Linked DNA regions of Homo sapiens: regions 2, 3 and 4 are each linked to region 1. A link is a contact called in ENCODE Hi-C or POLR2A ChIA-PET data. All regions are on one chromosome and are shown on one strand. Each heading gives the region's core, a stretch centred on a gene start or an enhancer-like site at or near the end of the contact. The rest is flanking DNA. Distances are from core to core; before and after follow the strand shown.

Region 1 (3,256 bases), core at 195-2,694:
GTGTATATGTGTGCATGTACATGTATATATATGTATATATGTAGAGGGAAAGTATGTGTCTGTATATATGTTTATATAGATATCTATATATAGATATATAGGTATATATATGCCTATATCTCAAGTTATTATATGTACATATATACAACATGTATATGTGTGTGTGTGTGTGTGTGTGTGTGTGTGTGTATAAAGAGAATGTGAGGAAATGGCTCATGCAATTATGATGGTGGGCAAGTTGGAATTTGTAGGGAAGGCTGGCAGGCTAGAAATTCAAGTAAGAGTTGATATTGTAGTCTTGATTCTGAAGCCTGGAAATGGTTAGAACTTCTATGTTGTAGTCTGGAGGCAGAATTTCCTCTCTCAGAAGCCTCAGTCTTTGTTCTTTAAGTTCTTCAATTGGTTGGGTGACACCCACCCACATTATGGAGGGTAATTTGCTTTACTTAAATTCAACTGATTGTAAATGTTAATCATATCTACAAAATACTTTTACAGCAACTTCTAGACTAAAATTTGACCAAACAATTAAGCACCATAGTCTAGCCAAGTTGACACATAAAATGTAACATCACAGGCCTCTTGCATATGTTATTGTCAGTAAGCCAAATTAAAGATAATGGTAGCTAGCATTTTTACTAACTTGGATTCAATATTTAGTGCAACTCTGCAGTAATAAAGATGTGAATTATACTGTAGCACTCCAAAATTGAGTGAATAGGACATGAAACAAAAGCCATGAACCATGATTCTTATCAGTTTGGATTTTTTCCAGAACATTTTTTGAGTCGGTCTTCTGCAATGGTATTGTTCTAGTTTGTTCTTTGAAACTCAGCTTTCAAGTTCTGTGTGTGCATTCAATATTGGGCAATTTTGAACGCATACTTAGAAGAGCGGCCAAAATGTAGATTAGAGAGAGAAGGTCAAACAACTTCTCATCCTGTGCAATTTCTGCAATCCTAAGCCTGTTATAACACAGAGTGTTCCAGGACCTCCCACAGATCCATGAAATGTATTCTCTGGGTTATGGTCTGCATGTGATTTGCTGTTCCTTGATGTCAAGCTTGCTGTTCATCTGACCCTCAAGATCCAGTCAGAGTCTTCAGTCACACTCACCCTCTAATTTTTTTGTATGTGTGTCACCAAGTTTTTGTCTTCTGTAATTCAGTTCACACTAAAAAAAAAAAAACTTTTTATTTCCCCCCTATATCCCTAAAGTGGTTCTTCCTCTTTCCCTCCCCTCTTCTTCCCTCTGTCTCTCTGATTTCTCAGTTTGATCCTGATGTGAATAACATACTACCCTTAGTCTTACATTTCTAATTTTTACTTTCTGTGGGAAACTTCCATCTATGTTTTTCTTTTTTCTTTTTTAAATCCTTAGCATAGTAAATGGAGGTTTGTTGTGTGGGTGTGGGAGCCGGGGGTGCAGGGGGTGGGATGTTTCTTTTTAATTGTTAGAGCTTGATCTCTACATGACTTTCCATTAGCTTGGAATCATGTGACTCCCAGGGTTGGGCAGGAAATTAGCTTTTGTCCAGAAGAGCAGGATACAACAAAAATTATTTTCTTAGCTCCAAAGGCCTCTTTGCTGCAGAAGCCCAAATTGAAAGAGTGGCTTAGTGATTCACTTAAGTCATTAGACAGCCTGCTGATAAGAATTAGTTTAGATTTTGAAAAAAAAGGGAGACTTTTTTTTTTCAGGGCTAAGTATAGGTCTCAGTTATAGAGAAAAGTAAGAGGAAAAATTGTCATATGCATACAGTATTACATAATATTCTATGTCATAAATCAAATTTTATGGGAGTAGGCATTTGTTGCATTGTGTCCTCATACCCAATTGTGTGATTGTGTGTGTGTGTGCATATATGTTCATTGAGGCAATTTGTAATAGAAAGTTTATTGGATTTTACTTTGATTTCTCCTTTATTAAAGTATTGAGGAAATGACAAAAACAATTCTTTGCTTTTACTTTTTTTTTTTGGCAAGCTCCACTTTTAAAACTGTTTATTTTTACAGATGTATTTCATCAGTTCTTAAGAATGAAGCTAGGAATGTTTGCTGGCTTCTCAGTTAGTACCACCCAGAAACTGAAAAAAATCTGTTTTCTTAAAATATGACATTGGGGGGAAGTAGAGAAACTTTTCATTTTTGTGACCTATTGGATTTAAAAAAATATATTTAAATAATGCATTTTTAATATTGCTGTTTAATGTACTGCTTATCTTAATTCCATATTGCTTTCTGACTCTTGGTTGTTGTACTTATTATTTTATAGTTAATAATTGTAATGGAAGGGGGATAAAAGTTCATGTTTTATTTTCTCTGGAAAATTTGAATACCCTGTCCATCCTAGAATTGTTTCTTATTCAGAGAGCCTCCTCCAGGTAAGTCTCCAAGAATTTTGACACTTAATAATCAAGTGTGACTCTCTGATCAGTCAACAAGTACACTTCTTATAAGGTATGTCTTAAAATAACAATATTAAGACATTGTTTGGACTCATTTTCTTTGGACCAGACTAGAATAAGCTGAGTGAGAAAATGACCTGGAATGGTTCATTCCTTCATTTCGCAAACATTTATTACGCTTCTCAGTTGTAACAGGTGTTGGCACCGTCCTATCTCTTCAGAAACTGACAGTTCAGTTTGAGACAAAAAATGAAAGCATTTACAATTCAGTATAGAGACTGTTAAAAAAGGGGTTCCTTTTCCTGATTGCATCCCACCATTTCTGGCCATCTTCACTCTATTCCTGCCATGTTGAGCTTTGAAGTTGAGGAATAAAGCAGAAGCAAGGATGGAAAAAAACTTACTTTGCAATCAATAAATAAAATTTAAATCAAGGCCGGCGCAGTGGCTCACACCTGTAATCCCAGCACTGTGGGAGGCTGAGGCTGGCGGATCGCTTGAGGCCAGGAGTTCAAGACCAGCCTGGCCAACATGGCGAAACCCCGTCTCTACTAAAAATACAAAAATTAGCTGGGCATGGTGGCGGGCACTTGTAATCCCAGATATTCCGGAGGCTGAGGCAGGAGAATTGCTTGAACCTGGGAGGCAAAGGTTGCAGTGAGCTGAGATTGCGCCCCTGTACTCCAGCCTGGGTGACAAGAATGAGACTGTGTCTCAAAAAAAAAAAAAAAAAAAAAAAAAAATTAACAGAGAACCATGGTACTACATTCCTTTTCTCTTAAATCCTTGATAAAACTAATGTATATCATAAAGCAGAGTTCCCCAAGTTGAGAAATAGATCCCATCCT
Region 2 (2,835 bases), core at 255-2,754, 410 kb after region 1:
CTGAGCGGGAGAGCATTGCATGAATGGGCACATGTGACTAGGCAGTAACTCGGGGTTCATCTCTACTCTGTTGGGTGATGTGTCTCTACCTCTGCTCTCCTGTTTCTAGCCTAAACCCACCAAGGGACGAATGCGCATCCACTGCTTAGAGAATGTGGACAAGGCCCTTCAGTTCCTGAAGGAGCAGAGAGTCCATCTTGAGAACATGGGGTCCCATGACATCGTGGATGGAAACCACCGGCTGACCCTTGGCCTCATCTGGACCATCATCCTGCGCTTCCAGGTAAGGGTCTCTGCCCAGGGTTGCTCAGAACTTAGGCCGACCTCTCAGGTATGAGCATTGTTATAGAGCTGGCCTCCCTGTATCAGAGGGATCGGGAAGACCAGGTTGAAAGCATGTCTCAGAGTCATGTGTGTCATATCCAGCCCTCAGAATTGAATGCTGCCTCGTAGGCACGTGGAAGCTACTACATCCTCCTGCAATTGTACTAGCCCTGGTAATCTTAGCTTTCCTGTCAGACACATCTCAGCGGCCCAGGGGCTTCTAGGCTGCATCCCAGCCCGCCACTTTGCTGGCACCTGCTCTAAACATCTGGTCTCTGCTGCTTGGCTCTCAGGAGCAAAGGTATAAGGACGTGGCCAATGCTAGGTTATTAGCTTAGACTGCCTCAACTTCACTCAACTATGACATGTGTTACAGAACATTTTTTGGCAAAGCTGTTGAGGGTTATGGCATGTGTGTGGGCTCCATTTTCACCTTCTCATTCTCTTTGGATGTGAGGAAGCAGTTTGCAGGAGGAAAGTACAAAACTCTTGTGTTTCTTTGAATTGATGATGCTTTATGGGTTTTGTTATACTTGAGGAGGAAGGCTCTAAGTATAGAAGTATTTTAAGCCGGAAGGTACTCTCAAGGTCATTTTGTCCACTTCTTTCACTTTATGAAGAAATCGGGGACCCACAGAAATTTGAAACCTTGCCTCTGATGACACAGCCAGCCAGGGCTATAGTGGGTGCCTCTGACCCCTTAAGAGAGAGCGCTCAGCCTTTTGGGACTGTGCACCACCACGAGCCTGATTATTGGTTCTTTCTCCAGGCTCATGCTTCGTACTCATGCGTTCCAATTAAAATTGGAAAGGCAGGAACAACTTTGTACCATAGTGTCAGGTTTCTCTGCGAACAAATATTCTAACAGTCCTGTCTCCTCAGTGACTGTGTTCTCTTGCCATTCCTTCCTGTTCTGCCCCTTTAATAAAGATCTGTTTTGATTTTTCTGGGTAAACAAAAACCTCACACAAAAAGGAAAAACGAAAAATCAAATTATAACTTGCTTTGTTTTCTTATTGAAACTCTGAAATCAGCCTGTCAACAGTCCCTTTTCCTTCTCACTTGCCCTACGATTGGGCTTCAGTTAGTGTCGTGATTATATATGTGGGAAGAAGGGGTAGGGGACTAGAATGAGTTACAGGAAGAAATATCTTCCTGCCTGGCTGGTTCCCAAGCTGGCTGATCATCTGATGCCTTTGGGAAACCCTTTTAATAATTCAGGTTCCCAGGGCCCAGCCCTAGTAGTTCTGATTAAGTAGGTCTGAAGAGAGAACCACTGTTGAAGATGGTACAACATCATTAAAGGAGTTAATTACAGCAATCAAGGACATTTTTCCCCAGATAGAACTCTTACATTTCTGTTATTTAGTTCCTGAATGATTTGAAAATGGAGTAGCCATTGAATCCACTAATTACTGCTCTTGTGTCTTATGGCAACAGAGGTGAAATTATTAGCAGTACACTCCTCTAGCTTCACCCCAGTTTTATGGAGTAAAATGTTGTATTTCTGTTAGCTTTGGCCTGCAATAATCAGAGCGTGGAAGGCCATCCTGACTGTGGGCTATCTTGACAGCGGGTCAGCACCCAGGTCAGGGAGCTGGCACACACAGCCCTTTTCAGGATTCTCAGCGTGAATTGCTTTGAGTCATTGACTAATTCGCTTCCTGCCAGTTTGCATATTCCTATAATTCAACTTGTAAATGCTGATGTGTATTTTCTCCCTTTCTGTTGAGGTGAGAGGCATAGGCTGCTGATGTTACCGCGTGGCCTGCAGTGTTGTTGTCTTAAATGACTCAGCTTTCTCCAGCAGCTTTATTAAAACATTACCTATTCTACAAAAATAATATGATTATGAATCAGCCAAGGCCCAGCTGTAGATATCCAGCATATCTATAAGGATACTCCACATATCCTTGTAGATACATAGGGTCAAGCTTCCCTGTGTACCTACAACGGTCTCTCCTTCCACCAGCTCCTGAATATACGGTTTTACAAGTTCCCAGTGTGTGTGTATGTGTGTGTGTGCGTGCGTGTGCTCTCATTGCTACCAGGATATGGCCTACCCTATATGTGCATAGAAGTGTCCATTAAATACTGATGATGACACAGATTTTATGATGCTGCCCCTTTAAAAGAGAGTATAAGGGCCAGGTGCGGTGGCTCATGCCTGTAATCCCAGCACTTTGGGAGGCCAAGGTGGGTGGATCACTTCAGATCAGGAGTTCGGGACCAACCTGGCCAACATGACGATACCCTGCCTCTACTAAAAATACAAAAATTAGCCAGGTGTGGTGGCAGACACCTATGATCCCAGTTACTTGAGAAGCTGAGGCAGGAGAATCGCTTGAATATGGGAGGCGGAGATTGCAGTGAGCCGAGATCACACCACCGCACTCCAGCCTGGGCGACAGAGACTGTCTCAAAAAAAAAAAAAAGTAAAAGATGGTGAGAAACTGGAGTGGAAGTCTCTAAGTTTGCCTAGTTTAAATAGGGAGCTGTCTTCATTTCAGA
Region 3 (2,949 bases), core at 308-2,807, 470 kb after region 1:
ACTCTGTCTCAAAAAAAAAAAAAGCATTCTTCCTTTTTTTTTTAACTCTAACAACCCACTGGCCCACATGCCTCAAATCCTACATAGTTAAACATCACAAGTACCTATTCTGCATACAATTTTTACTTACATATGCATCATAAACATTTTGCTGTGTTTCTACAAGACTTTGTGATGCTTATTTCAAGGACTATTGGTAGTTTTCCACAAGTTGATGCAGCATCAGGCATTAAAATGCTCCCCAGATGCTGAGCATTTAGCAATAACACCATTCTCCACCAAAGAGGCTTGTGTTCCCAAAATTACAGCTCTTGGTTCTTTTTGAGAGCAGTTTTCTGGGGGCATAAACTGCCCCCTGGTATGGCTACTGCACAGACCATATTCCCCTTTAATCACGTGCCTTGGTGCAGGGTACGCATCTACTAACCACTTTCCCCTTGTGGAAATGTTCTCCCAGGGGAGTCATTCTCCTGCCCAGCCTCAGAGAGAGCCTTGATCTCAGCCGCTCTGACAGCTTCAGTCACTTTACATTTCAGGAAACTGAATATAGGTTCTAATCTCTTTGCTCTCTAAAAGCTTCTGGGGTCCTAATGCAAATTTTATCACCCCTAGTTTAACACACTGTAAGCCCACATCAATAATTTTCAAACACAAGCACACAAATAATTTTTATCTTACCAAACACCCTCCCAAGCTTCTTGGCAATTGCCAGGTCAGAAGCTAAGGACACGTTTACAGATTTTTGCTAAATATTCCTATTACTCCTTTCCAAATTACTTTCCAAACAGTGTATCCATTTAGTTACTAGCTATAAACAAAGGTACAGTCAGTCCTCACTTAAGGTTGTCAATATGTTCTTGCAATCTGAAAGTAAGTAACACCAATTTTACCACAAGCAAATTAATATTCCTATGGTTTATTTCTAGTCACAAACACATCAAAATTCTAAATAAAAACCAAAGGCCGGGCGCGGTGGCTCATGACTGTTATCCCAGCACTTTGGGAGGCCGAGGCGAGTGGATCATAAGGTCAGGAGTTCAAGACCAGCCTGACCAACATGGTGAAACCCCGTCTCTACTAAAAATACAAAAATTAGCCGGGCATGGTGGCGCATGCCTGTAGTCCCAGCTACTCAGGAGGCTGAAGCAGGAGAAACACTAGAACCTGGGAGGCAGAGGTTGCAGTGAGCCAAGATTGCACCACTGCACTCCAGCCTGGGCAACAGAGTGAGACTCCGTCTCAAAAAAAAAAAACACTTCTGATATTAACCACTGAAATAAATATGAGCTATACATACATTTAAGAAAGATAAATAAAAGCAAGTAAGATAACTTACTCAATAATAACAGTTCTCTAGGTTGCCGGAGTCTCCAGTCTCCGGTTGCTGTAGCTCATTCCAGCAGCTCAGGGCTTAAAGTAAGAACCAGCCCTGAACAGGACACTGTCACATCGCAGGGCACACTCACACACACCCCACACTCACACCAGGACCATGTAGACATGCCGGTGAACTGAACATGCACCTCTTTGAGGGGTGGGAGAAAACCAGAGCATCCAGAGCAAAACCCCTGTGGACGTGGGGAGAGCATGCAAACCACACAGACAGTGGCCCTGGCAGAGAATCAATTTTTTTCTCATCATTAAAAAAAAAAAAAAAAAGTTGAATGAAATGACATTATCTGAGGAACTGTTCTCGTTGTTGTGCTACAGAAACAATTGTTTTTGTTTTTAGTAACTATCATATGGCACCTCAAGCTGTGAGTTTCTTTGACTGCTAGCTAGGGTCAACTTTTTCTCCTGTTTTTGTCATCTTTCTTTTTTCTCTTTCTTTCTTTCTTTCTTTCTTTCTTTCTTTCTTTCTTTCTTTCTTTCTTTCTTTCTTTCCTTCCTTCCTTTCTTCCTTCCTTCCTTCCTTTCTTTCTTTTTCTTCTTTCTTCTTGCTTTTTTTTTTCCTTTTTGTTGAGATGGGGTCTTATCTGTCACCCAACCTGGGGTATAGTGGCATGATCACGGCTCACTGCAGCCTCGACCTCCCAGGCTCAATCGATCCTCCTGAGAGCTGGGACTACAGGGATGTGTCACCACTTTCTTTTTGAGTGAATTGAATTGTTCATTCATATCTGATTTACTGAGGGTTCTGAATCACAAGCCACAAAAACCAACTCTGGCTAATTTAGCAGAAAAGGAACTTATTAAGGCTCCCAGAATCTCCAGGAGGACAAGGGCACCAGGCTTAGGGCTTATACAGCCAGGAAAAATGTCCAAAGTCCAGCCTAGGGCAGGCTCCTGGAACTCGTCACTGGACTCTGACACTGCCAGGTGCCCACCATGACACCATACTGTGCGCAAACCCTGCTGTGGGAATTGCTGTCTTTGACAGCAACACGCTGCTGCAGTGACAGCTGTCCCTGCCACTGCCCTCACAGAACAGATTCTGCCAGGCTCCCCTCTGCACATGACCAGCCTCTAATTCAAAATCATGCAGGTGTACAATTGACAGATACTGGCCATGGATCTGTGCCCTTGCTGCAAGTGCAGCTGGGAAAAGACCTCATATTCTGCAGAAGGAAGGTTCTGCCCCTTGAGGTTACAGATTCTGCAAACACAGGAACAGCGTTTAAAAAGTAGCTGGCTGTGTGAATTTCCCTTTGCTGCTATACCAAATTACCACAAACTTAGTGGCTTCAAACAACATAAATTTATTATCTTACAGTTCTTCCATAAGTAAGAAGTCTGACACAAAAACTCACTGCATTAAAATCAAGGTGTTGGCAGGGCTCTTTTCCTTTTGGGATGCTCTAGAGGAAATTTCAATTCCTTGCTGTTTGCAACATTTAGAAGCTGCCCACATTCCTTGGCTCATGACCCCTTCCCCATATTCAAAGCCAGCAATAGTGATCAAGTCTTTCTCACACTGCATCACTGTTGCCATCCTCTGCCTCCTTCATC
Region 4 (3,067 bases), core at 284-2,783, 350 kb after region 1:
TAGGCTCTGGGTTTAATTCTAAGCCTGGACAGGATGCAGTTACTTCAATTACAAGTGCCCTGGGGACTGAGGTGAACCTGGGGTGGGGGACCACGTCTTTACTACATATTGGGATCCCTGAGGAATGAAATTACCTTCTTCAGTGAGTATTGCTGTAGGGCTCCAAACTGGAAATGCCAAAAGTGTAATTTGTTGTCTGCCTGTTTAGGTAGTGAGGAAAAAGGGGGGACAGGAGGGTGGAGAGAGAGGGGGGAGATCTAGAGTCAATTTCCCAAGAATACATTTTGATCATTCTCTTTTCTATGTGGAAGATTTCATTTTTGGTTGAGATTGGTGGGAGAAGAAGCTGGGAAGGAGAGATTTAAAATTTTGGAGAACCACAAGTTTAGAGGCCTTGTTTTACAAATCAGAGTAGGAATTTGAGGGTAGTTTCGGTTCCCTCATCTCCCCTCCGGATCATAAACAACTCCAGGTCAGGGATCTCGGCGGTGTTTACCTGTGTACCTTTTTCCCACAATGCCTTGCAAATCGGTGCTCCCATAAATCTTCCTTGCGTCGAATTCCTATCATAGGCCCGTGTTATTCCAGGAAACCACCGCCTTCATATCCCCTGATGGCAGCGTAAGTCAGCCGAGATTCTTCACTGAGCCCGAACTTACACCTCCCCTGGCTGTGGCGCTGCACAGCGCCCTGAGAGTGACTTTGTCTGACTTCTTCCCGGTGGCTCGCCGGGCCGCCGCCGCGTGGTTGGCGCCAGCGCACTGGGGCAGTCGCGCGCGCCCAGGTGCGGGCCGCGTTACCTCAGCAGACGCTAGAGAGTGAATGAGCCGCGCGGGCCCGGGACCCTTGGGGCTCTTCACTCTCCAGGCCGTCCCGTGGGCGCGCTAGCCTTTTCAAGTGATAGTAATCGGAGACTTTTCCGTTACATGAGGCTCAACAAAAGATTGTAATTCCAGCAGCTCTGTTTGGGAAGGCACTACCGCGGCGAGTCCAGGGCCCGGCCGGGGGTCGGCGGCTGCCGGGCGGCTGGGGCGACCGCGGACCGTGCGGGACCGGTAGGGGGTCGCGGGCCGGCTAGGCTCCCCCGCGCCCCTCCTCGTGGTATAGCCTGCATTTCTAATACAATGCTGTTATGCTAATCAGGTGACATCACCGCCCAGCACACGGCGAGTGGCTCCTGATAAAATTACAAACCGGCGGCCGCCGCGGGCAGCTGGGAGGAGGTGTGCGCGCTGCGCCCGCGAGCTCCCGGGCTCGGCAACCGTGGCATGCTTAGGATTGGCCATATTTAAAAGTTCTGAAGTAGAACCTGCGCCTCCTCTCTGCTTCTCCCTCCTCCTCAGTAATTTATTTCGAGCTTCCAGGCAAGGGCCACGGAAGAAGGGAAAGCAAGAAATTAGATGCCTGTGTGGTAACTCCTCGCGGAGCTAAGGTGGACTCTCTTGCAGCCAACTTCCCATCAGATCACCCTGCTGGACTTGCAGACCGGAATGGGGCTCGCCTAAGGAGCCGAGCGCTGCGGAGGCTGCTGCGTGTTGGATGGGAGTGGGAGGGGGCTGGAGCGAGATTTCCAGGGCGCAGTCCTCCGGGGCGTTACGCCGGGCATAATGGAATTGCAGAGGACGTCTAGTATCTCCGGGCCGCTGTCGCCGGCGTACACGGGGCAGGTGCCTTACAACTACAACCAGCTGGAAGGCAGATTCAAGCAGCTGCAAGGTAAGCCCCCTCCCAAAGGCCGGGCCTGTCCTGGGTGCCAACGGGGGTTCTTGGAGGCTTTATTTGTGACCCTAATGAAGACGGGCGGCTTCACAGCTCGGCCCCAGACCCTGTGGTTGGCTGCGGGCACCCCATTCACGACTTAGGGAAGGCAGTTGCTCATACTCCACTCCAGAAGAGCTACCATTTGGAGTCCCTGTCTCTCCAGCACCTTTTTGGCTTTCTAGGTTGTCAGATAACTGCTGCACACACATTTTCTTTACTTTTAGCTAACTTTACCTCCTAGTAGATCAGTGCTCATAGACTTATTAGTATGCAGGTATTTGATTCCGGGTCGCCTCTGGCTCCCAGCCCCCAGCCTCTTACCTCTGGGAAGCTTTAAAGGTGTAAAGTGCCGTGCTCAGACCCAGTCCTGTAGAACAATAGCAAAGGGGAGGAGGGAGGGGTCTTTTTGTTCCTAAGCCTTTGGTAAATTACAGTTTTTTATTCAGAAGCTTAATTTTAATTTTTCTGATGTGTTGGGAAGAGCCTTCCCATCTATTTAGTGGGCTATATAATTTCTAATGAAAGCCGGTTATTGTCATTTCAACCCTATGGGTTGGATTAGTTGGATCAATTACAGGTTTCTTGGAGTCTTTTTAAGGCTCAGACAATTGAATGAGTCCAATATTTTACTGAACATATTTTTAGGGAGAGCAGAAGCCTGTGTGTGCACCAGTGTGCTGTTTTCCCTGCGGCCCCTGCACCCCTCAGCTGTCCCTGCCCAGCCAGCAGGCCCTGGCCAGCAGTGTCTCAGAGCTTATACATGAAAAAAGGTTCCTAACTGAAAACAGAACTCCTTCCGTTTGGAAGCCCCTGGAGTCAGTAGTAGGCTGGGAATGGCTCTAGCACTGTAAAAAAGTAGTATTCGAGGACTGTGTGTTTCTTATTTTAACCTCCTCAGTGCTGCAAATGTGGTTCCTGTGAGGAGGAGGAAGGAAGGAAGCCGCTCAGCCCTAGAATGTTTTTCATTGGGAAGAGGGGGGAGGATGTCTTTCATTCATTGGTTTATTTGTCTTGTGAAATAGTTGACAGTAATGACACTTCTCTGGAAAACGAGGCAGAACAGGACGTGATTTTAAACATTTGCTGGGCTGTGCCACATTCCTCTGGCAGTTAGCTCAGAGGAAGCTCCCTTCGCTCTGGGGAACGGTTCTGTGTCTCTTTGGTTCATTTCTCTTGAGCTCTTCGGCAGTCAAATTTGCTTTTTTGAAAACTTAAGCTGGGGGCGCTTGCAAGTAGTAAATAGAGGAGTTGGGGTGGGGGGGGGCGTTCATTATCTAGGTTTGTTAGGGGCCTCACGGTTTTCGGG

Evidence for each region. A loop is a pair of places that touch in the nucleus more often than their neighbours do. ChIA-PET counts read pairs that join two places held with the same protein, here RNA polymerase II (POLR2A). Pooled maps may share reads with other maps.
Region 2: a map of endothelial cell of umbilical vein shows a loop between it and region 1 (2.3-fold over the local background). The contact joins two enhancer-like sites. A Hi-C loop is called at or near these places in 1 of 168 maps with a recorded cell type or tissue (endothelial cell of umbilical vein) and 2 of 50 pooled maps. POLR2A ChIA-PET finds 5 or more read pairs at or near these places in 1 of 52 experiments (activated T-cell).
Region 3: a map of heart right ventricle shows a loop between it and region 1 (2.1-fold over the local background). The contact joins the promoter of SPTBN1-AS2 here to the enhancer-like site in region 1. A Hi-C loop is called at or near these places in 1 of 168 maps with a recorded cell type or tissue (heart right ventricle) and 3 of 50 pooled maps. POLR2A ChIA-PET finds 5 or more read pairs at or near these places in 3 of 52 experiments (MCF 10A, Panc1 and activated naive CD4-positive, alpha-beta T cell).
Region 4: a map of esophagus muscularis mucosa shows a loop between it and region 1 (4-fold over the local background). The contact joins the promoter of SPTBN1-AS1 here to the enhancer-like site in region 1. A Hi-C loop is called at or near these places in 1 of 168 maps with a recorded cell type or tissue (esophagus muscularis mucosa) and 6 of 50 pooled maps. POLR2A ChIA-PET finds 5 or more read pairs at or near these places in 3 of 52 experiments (AG04450, BJ and Panc1).

The regions. Positions count from the first base shown.
Region 1 is chr2:54,207,018-54,210,273 of GRCh38, forward strand. All of the region lies in intron 3 of ACYP2 (acylphosphatase 2), which reads left to right. Among named protein-coding and RNA genes, the nearest start is that of TSPYL6, 48 kb to the right of the region's middle. Within about 2 kb of position 1,445, at least 2 of the 41 ENCODE cell types and tissues checked have a DNase peak (open chromatin) inside an H3K27ac peak, as active enhancers do.
Region 2 is chr2:54,612,052-54,614,886 of GRCh38, forward strand. SPTBN1 (spectrin beta, non-erythrocytic 1) reads left to right here. Exons shown (of 36, transcript NM_003128.3): 4 at 110-283. Among named protein-coding and RNA genes, the nearest start is that of SPTBN1-AS1, 55 kb to the left of the region's middle. Within about 2 kb of position 1,505, at least 8 of the 41 ENCODE cell types and tissues checked have a DNase peak (open chromatin) inside an H3K27ac peak, as active enhancers do.
Region 3 is chr2:54,678,488-54,681,436 of GRCh38, forward strand. It overlaps SPTBN1-AS2 (SPTBN1 antisense RNA 2), which reads right to left and starts at 1,558. Exons shown (of 3, transcript NR_186176.1): 1 at 1,337-1,558. The region is part of intron 1 of LOC105374653 (a long non-coding RNA gene); the gene reads left to right.
Region 4 is chr2:54,557,172-54,560,238 of GRCh38, forward strand. It overlaps SPTBN1-AS1 (SPTBN1 antisense RNA 1), which reads right to left and starts at 1,534. Exons shown (of 4, transcript NR_185881.1): 1 at 497-1,534. All of the region lies in intron 2 of SPTBN1 (spectrin beta, non-erythrocytic 1), which reads left to right. RefSeq lists a silencer at 932-1,071.